3 separate regions of the Mus musculus genome follow, and regions 1 and 3 are each linked to region 2. A link is a loop called in an ENCODE intact Hi-C map of the cell type or tissue named here. Cell type or tissue: heart. All regions are shown on one strand. Region 1 overlaps Synpo2 (synaptopodin 2). Region 2 holds the start of Myoz2 (myozenin 2). Region 3 overlaps Synpo2 (synaptopodin 2).

Evidence for each region. Peaks named below come from ENCODE experiments on the same cell type or tissue, not always from the same donor. Only the 100,000 strongest peaks of a DNase experiment are listed, where the experiment ranks them.
Region 1: a loop joins it to region 2, with 7 times the contacts of the local background. A loop is called at or near these places in 6 of 42 quality-filtered maps.
Region 3: it touches region 2 in a loop (3-fold over the local background); 7 of 42 quality-filtered maps call a loop at or near these places.

What each region holds. Positions count from the first base shown.
Region 1 is chr3:123,091,162-123,093,661 of GRCm38, reverse strand. The region is part of intron 4 of Synpo2 (synaptopodin 2); the gene reads left to right. Among named protein-coding and RNA genes, the nearest start is that of Myoz2, 57 kb to the right of the region's middle. In heart, no CTCF peak of the experiment used is centred here; a DNase peak (open chromatin) is centred at 991; H3K27ac peaks cover 2,307 bases.
Region 2 is chr3:123,033,582-123,036,081 of GRCm38, reverse strand. Myoz2 (myozenin 2) reads left to right here and starts at 1,095. Exons shown (of 6, transcript NM_021503.2): 1 at 1,095-1,262; 2 at 1,802-1,890. The coding sequence starts at 1,815. In heart, no CTCF peak of the experiment used is centred here; a DNase peak (open chromatin) is centred at 1,141; H3K4me3 peaks cover 1,479 bases; H3K27ac peaks cover 2,059 bases.
Region 3 is chr3:123,084,896-123,087,395 of GRCm38, reverse strand. The region is part of intron 4 of Synpo2 (synaptopodin 2); the gene reads left to right. Among named protein-coding and RNA genes, the nearest start is that of Myoz2, 51 kb to the right of the region's middle. In heart, no CTCF peak of the experiment used is centred here; a DNase peak (open chromatin) is centred at 1,325.

The DNA of each region.
Region 1 (2,500 bases), 58 kb before region 2:
AAAGTACAAGAACGTCGTATGCCGTAAACTGCGGGCCCCGCTGCAAAGTTCAAAGACCACTTTCCCAGATCCCTCCGCCTCTTACAGGCCCTGTGCATGCAGGAGGGGTGGGTGGCAGGCACCGGCCTCTCTCTGCAGCCTTCTGGTTTCCCGGTAGTCCTACTCCCGGCTTGGGAGTAAGGGAGACTGTGAGCTTTCTTGTTTGTTCTGGCAGAACTCCAACATGCACTGTGGCTTCTTCCGGTCTTGCAGCTCCAGTGCATGTAAGGAGCAGTGTAGGCTGCTGCGAGCTCCTTCTGCACTTCTGATGCTCTTCCCAGGGCAGCTTTATCCAATCTAGACTCTTATTAAAATGTAATTAAATAATGCTACACATTATAAGCCTTTAAGATGGCACTTTCAGCTATTTCAATAGAATGCAGCTTATAGTAATAGAAGTATTTTAATAAGCTATAATTTATTCACTGGGTTCTTTTCAGAAGTTGGTAAAAATTGCTATAGTAACTGCTGTCGTGCCTTAAAATAGATTATTCAAATTAAATTTTATTGCCTATGCCTTCAATTCCTTTATGCAAATGCATGCAATGCAGACTTGGTGGCATGGGGTAAATGCCTTTAGTAGTTCCCATGCTTATTTGCAGGGAGGGGATTTACAGACTTTGGGAAGGATGACCGGAGGCAACAGACACCTAGTGCTCAGCATTCCGACCAGCACACAGTCAGTCTGTCAGCTCACAGTCAGTCTGCATCTCTAAAATGAAGAGATCAAAGAAGAATACACACAGATTTCTCCATAGCATGGCTCTCTCTGAACTTACGCTGAGAGCTACTGTTTTTATATTTTATCTTTTTTAAAATAGAACATCAGAAACCAACTACTCTTCTGTATTCTGGCCCACTCTGATCCAGCAGAGAGATGAGGTCAGGGGTGGTGTTTCTGGCCAGCACAGCTGCCTATGTTCTGGGAGCACGGGGAGGCAGGGCTGCCTTGGCACTCTCCGAGGCCTGCATCGCTCACCCCACTTCAAAGTCAAGGCCTGCTTCTATTTTTGTCTAGGGTCGGCAGCCCGCCCATGCAGTTGCCTCTTGAACAAAAGGTTCTGCCAGATCTCTGACACCTTTGAGCCACACAGTCTCATCACACAATAATAAAAATGGTCATGATTCGTTGTGCTGTGTGGCATTCAGTTTAGAAACTCTTCTACCCAGAATCTTGAAATGGCAGACAGCATTATTCCTACTTTACAATTTCAAGAACAGTTGAGCCCTAGTGAGAAACCGGACACCACAAGCCCATACCTGTGTGGAGTCTGAATTCCCATTCCTCCAGCCTGCTGGCTCTTACAGCCCTTGGCCTCTCTCCCAAAGGATCGTCTTTAAACGTGAGATAAAGCGTAGAAGTCTATTGTTTTGGTGCTTGTTTTAGTTTGTTTTCCATTGCTGCGATAAAACACCATGTTCAAAAGCAACTTGGGAGAGGCAAGGGTTAATTTCATCTCACAGCTTACAGTCTTTCACCAGGGGAAGTCAGGACAGGAACTCAGGCGTGAACCTCGAAGCAGGAACCATTTTGATGTTTATTTATTACATTCGTCAAACTGTCTTAAAATGTTCGGTTCCTTGGCTTCATTTCTGATAAAACAGATAGACACACACATAGATAGACACAGTCCAAAAGATAGAGATACATAAACTGCCTATCAGTTAGGTCATTTGTCTGTTGCAAGCAGAATAATAATGTAAACTTGTAAGGACTTCCCCATTTTCTTTCCTTTCTTTTGTTTTTGTTTTTGTTTTTGTTTTTCCAGACAGGGTTTCTCTGTGTAGCCCTGGCTGTCCTGGAACTCACTCTGTAGACCAGGCTAGCCTCGAACTCAGAAATCCACCTGCCCCTGCCTCCCAAGTGCTGGGATTACAGGCGTGTGCCACCACCACCCGGCTCTTCTGCATTTTCTTGATAAAAGATTGTAACAGTTGCATTTCCAAAATTTTCACTTGAGAGTATTGTGAAGAGGTGGATAGAAGACACAAGAACAAAAGCAAATGAGAGGTTTCCTCATCCTCCAACATCAAGCTAGACTATATTTAAATCACCTCGAAAAAAAATATTTGCTATATATTTAAATACCTCTAGACAGGGATGGACATGGAGCTCAATGGGTAGAGCACCAGCTCTCATGTACCAGGTCCTGGGTTCAGTCTCCAGCCTCGCATAAACTAGGGGTAGCAGAGAATGGCTGTAATTCTATAACTCAGGAAGTGGAACAGGAGGATCAGAAGTTTAAGGCCATCTTTGGCCATTTTGAGGCAACTGTGTGCTATATGAAACCCTGCCTCTAAAATTAAAGAAACAATAAAGTGTGTCGGAATCTTAACAGAATTTTTTCCAGTGTTAAACTGCTCCTCTTTGGGTAAATTCTAGCTGAAGCTGGATATGACCCTACAAATCTGGTGAGGGGAAGATACTATTTCCAGACACATAATAAACGCGAAATCAACT
Region 2 (2,500 bases):
GGTGTCATGAGGACTTAATACCAAGCCCTCGACATGCCACACTGTGAACTCTGAACCTGGAAGAAGTGAGCCAGGTGAATTGGGAAGTGTGTTCCAGAAAATAAGGAATCGTAAAAGGAAAATACCACACAGGATAGGAAAACTATGACCCTGTGATCAAAATCCAGCCAGGAAGCCAAGGTGGTTGACTCTGAGAACTTTTCCTGTTATAATTCCTTGAGGCAGAAGTCCTTCCTTCCCTCCAGACCTGGGAGAGGCTGGGCAACTTTGCAGAGGCAACTTCTATGGATGTCTTCCAAAGTATGATCCAGTTAGAAGCCTTGAGCTTCATGGCTTGGCCGATGTGAAACTCTCTTTATATTCCCATTCAAATATTACCTATTGTTAAAAGCTGCAACAATTCTCACCTTTGCTTACGGGCTGGCTCTGTTGACAAACTCATCACAGCCTTTGTTCGTGGTGAGGTACCATAGATATTGGCCATAATGTTCATTTTTAAAAAGGTTTTTTCTTCTCTCTCCCTACTACCCCCTTCCCCACCTCCCCTCCCTTTCTGCTAGGTCTCCCCCCTCCATGTGTGTGTGTGTGTGTGTGTGTGTGTGTGTGTGTGTGTCCATGCAGATACTGGAAGAGGCCAGAAAAACAATGTCTGATCCTCTGGAGCTGGAGTTACAGGCAGTTGTGAGCAACCATGTGGGTGACTGGGACTTGAACCCAGATCCCCTGAAAGATAGCAAGTGTTCTTAACCACTGGGCCATCTTTCCAGGGCCCCTACTGTTCATTTTTATTATGAATAATTTGTCATTTTGCTCTAATTAATATACATCTCTTATCCCCTCGACTAAGGTATGGGATAAGAACTACATCTTCAGAAAGTTTTTAAATCCATTTTGGCTGTGGTACTTTCCAACGGAAAGTGTTCAGTAAAAACATTCTTCAGGCCCAGTGAATGAATATTTCATTCAACTATCTCAGAGGCCAGAAATACAATAGAGAGAACCCAATGTGTCCCCGTCCCTCCCTTTCGCCAGGAAGATATGAGTAGCTAAAGTATTTGGTGCTATATATAGCCAGTTGATGTCAGCTGGATGCCAGTCTTCTCAGAAAGGCTCAGTCCCCTGTTTGAGTCAGATCGAGGGACCATGCCGTTCCAGGTTCAAGGATAAAACCCATTGGGCCCAAGTGCCGTCATATTCCACCTTCAGTGCCTTCCTCCACAATTGGGATTCACCCCTGCTGAAAAGCGCAGCCTGACAGCAAGGTGAGTGGACGGTTTCCTAAAATGTTTTATTAGTCAGTTGGCCCCAGAGGTTCAGAGTTATGTGACTCATAAAAGGATGGTAACCCTTTGCTGTAAAGGGTAGCTTTCAACGCTGACTTAAAATGTACCAAATAGTCTGGCTGAATGTGACCTCTTCCTCACTCTTAAGAGTTTGCTGGGAGTGATGTCTCCTGATGCTCGTGGGATGACAGCCAGGAGAGAAGCACTGTCAGATGAGAAATAACATGTAGGAAAGAGAGGGGAGAGCAAGGAGGCTGGCCCCCTCCCTGTTCCTCAATGCATAGTGGTCAATGTACTGGGTCATGTACAGAGGCTGGGTCGGAGACTGTCACCCTCTGCCCTGGGACATGAGCTGCTGATAGGCATGTGCAGTGTAGACAGACAAGCAGTCTATGTTGGCCTTTCAGTAAAAAAGCAGTAGCTGATTCGTACTAACGAAGGGAGATTTTCTCTTTCAGAAAGGATGATTGTAAAGAACCCTTCACACTGCCTCAATCATGTCCCCTTACTTTCAACAGGGAACAAAAAACTATGCTATCACATAGTGCCATGGTGAAGCAAAGGAAACAGCAAGCATCAGCCATCACGAAGGAAATCCATGGACATGGTACCACTAAAAGCTCTTCATCGTCTTAATGTAGCATGGCACGGATTTAGGTCCTTTCTGATGTTAATATTCTATAGTTTACTTCCTGTCTACCATAACAAACGTGAGACGCCTGGGGGGCTTGGGGGTGGTCGCTGTAGAGAAGCCTATGGCAATGCATCCCTTTGCAGCCATCCTTCCTCATCTGAAAGCTATTTTCAGATGAACAACTGCTGCAGAAGGAATGAAGCAAGCTGACAGCTGATGCTCACTCCCGGGCCCGCCTCTCACATTATCAGTGAACTTGATGCTTGTTAATTTTGTTTGCTTATAGACAATGGTCACACAGCCCTATCTTTTTTGTTCTTTCGTGATTACTTTTACTTTGTATTACTTAAAAAATTCAAAATACGTTCTACCAGCCTTTGAAATTTTTCAAAACAAACAACTGACTGCATAGAATTTCATGTTCAGTGTTTAACCCTGACACCAGCATTCACAATTAGCAATTGATTTACTAACATAGATTGCATGCAAAACCAACTTTATTAATACTTTCTGAAAATGAGTTTTTTTTGTGAAAACAACTTAATTTTAATATTTGACAGATGCAAGATATTATTTCAATAAT
Region 3 (2,500 bases), 51 kb before region 2:
AGGCAAAAGTAGAAAAATATTATTTAGTATTCGCTCCTCTTGTGGGATATATTACCCCACCTGGCTCATGAGTTCAGTGAGCATCTTGTAGTCTTTACTGTATTAAAAATATTGAGCTATTTTAAGATTGGTACACATAAAAGGATTAGCGTGTACTCTTATGGGTTAAAGAACCAAATGCTCTAAATATAGGATTGACTGACCCATGTAAGTTATTGTCATATCTGCCAGATGACATGGACCCATGGGCAGAGTGACGGATAGTTTAACTTAGCCCCCGGGTTGGTTCTGGGTATGTGTGAGTACACACAGTTATGTGTGTGCATGCCCACATGTGTGTGTGCGTGTATTTCAAAATGTTTCTACATTAACCTTACTTGACAAACTGAAAGAAGAACATAGAAAATGGAAGTCAGGGACAAGATGGTGAAAGTGATCAAATGCGTATTGAGGGGCAGAAGTTAGAACCTAAAGTCTGTAAAGAAGTAGACGCCAGCTGTCTGTGCTAAGTCATGTCTGTAAGCCCAGCACTCAAGGGACTAAAATAGAAGGGCCACTCAGAGGGCCAACCTCAGCTACAGAGTGAGACCCTGCTTTGAGCCAACCAACCAACCACTGGGGAGAAGGAGAAAGAAGAGAAAAAGAGTGTTGAGAGATTGTGTTTCTGAGGCACCAGGATCAACAACCAGGTAAAGCCAGGAACGGAGGTGTGGTTCAGTATAAGGAGGAAGTCCCCAGGCCAAGGATGCATGATGCCCTGGAAGGAAATTAGTCCTTTTCTGCAAGGCAGGGCCTGCGCAAGTTGTAAAGTCTCTCCTCTTAAGACCATTGAAAGTTTCTAGACGTTTTCCTTGAAAATAATTTGTAGACTAAAATTCTATTCCATGTTTAGCCCATATTTTAACACAGAAAACTATGATAAAGGGCTTTGTACTTAGCTGGCTGGAAATGGCGTGTGCATGCATGCAGAACGATAGTGAAGCTGGCGTCTTAGCCAAGAAACCCCAGAGAGGAGCGGCTGCGCACTAACCCGAGTTCAGAACAGAGCAGTAGGCTTTACAAAGATAACAATGGCGCGCTACTTCTGCAGGGCTCGCATCCTCAGCCAGGTCCCTGTGACTGTACGTACCAGAACGTGGATACAGACAGTGGAGGGCAGGGGCTCAGAAACCCTGGCCTTCACTTCAGACCATGTAGGAGAAGAATTTTTGAGTGGAGTCTGAGATGAGCTGACCTGAAAGGCGGTGTGAGGACAGCTAATGGGTCAGAGAGGGCTGTGACCTGACACGCTCAGGAAATCTGGAAAGGGAGAACACAGGTTGGCAAGCAGTTTTGGCAAAGAACCAGGAAGTTTGCTGCCTCGTGCCCACAAATGGTATGTGTTTCCCCATGGACCAGGAGAGGTCAGGAGCAAATGAGAGGTGACTGGAAGTCTCTAGGCTCCGGAGGGGGCAGATGGGTCCGAGCAGCTAGCTACAAGCTAAAGTAGACAGCTTCCTAGCTGAATCCAGAAGAGTTTCAAATTACCTCCTAGAATGCACAGAAACGGCTCATGTATCAATTGTTGCTGAGATGAAGTATGAAGACCAAGAGCAACCCGGGAAAGAAGGTTCGTTTCATCTTAGCGCTCCCAGGTCATACTCTATCACTGAGCAGGTCAGGGCAAGCACCCGAGGCAGGAACCGAAACAAAGGCTATGGATGAAGGCTGCTTATGACTTGCTCCCTCTGGCTTAGCCTGCTTTCTTATACACCCCAGGACACCCTGTCCAAGACCGGCACCACCCACAATGGGATGGCTCCTCCCATATCACAGGTTCATCAAGAAAATGCCTTACAAAGTTGCCTTCAAGCAACCTGGTGATGGTATCTTCTCAACTGAGGCTCCTCTTTCTTTCTTTTTTTTTTTTATATACATTTTTTATTAGGTATTTTCCTCATTTACATTTCCAATGCTATCCCAAAAGTCCCCCACACCCTCCCACCCACCCACTCCCACTTTTTGGCCCTGGTGTTCCCCTGTACTGGGGCATATAAAGTTTGCAAGTCCAATGGGCCTCTCTTTCCAGTGATGGCCTACTAGGCCATCTTTTGATACATATGCAGCTAGAGTCAAGAGCTCTGGGGTACTGGTTAGTTCATAATGTTGTTCCACCTATAGGGTTGCAGATCCCTTTAGCTCCTTGGGTACTTTCTCTAGCTCCTCCATTGGGGGCCCTGTGATCCATCCAATAGCTGACTGTGAGCATCCACTTCTGTGTTTGCTAGGCCCTGGCATAGTCTCACAAGAGACAGCTATATCTGGGTCCTTTCAGCAAAATCTTGCTAGTGTATGCAATGGTGTCAGCGTTTGGAAGCTGATTATGGGATGGATCCCTGGATATGGCAGTCTCTAGATGGTGAGGCTCCTCTTTCAAAATAACTCTAGGTTTTTGTTTGTTTGTTTGTTTTTGGTTTTTTGTTTTTGTTTGTTTGTTTGTTTGTTTTGTTTTTTTTTGTTT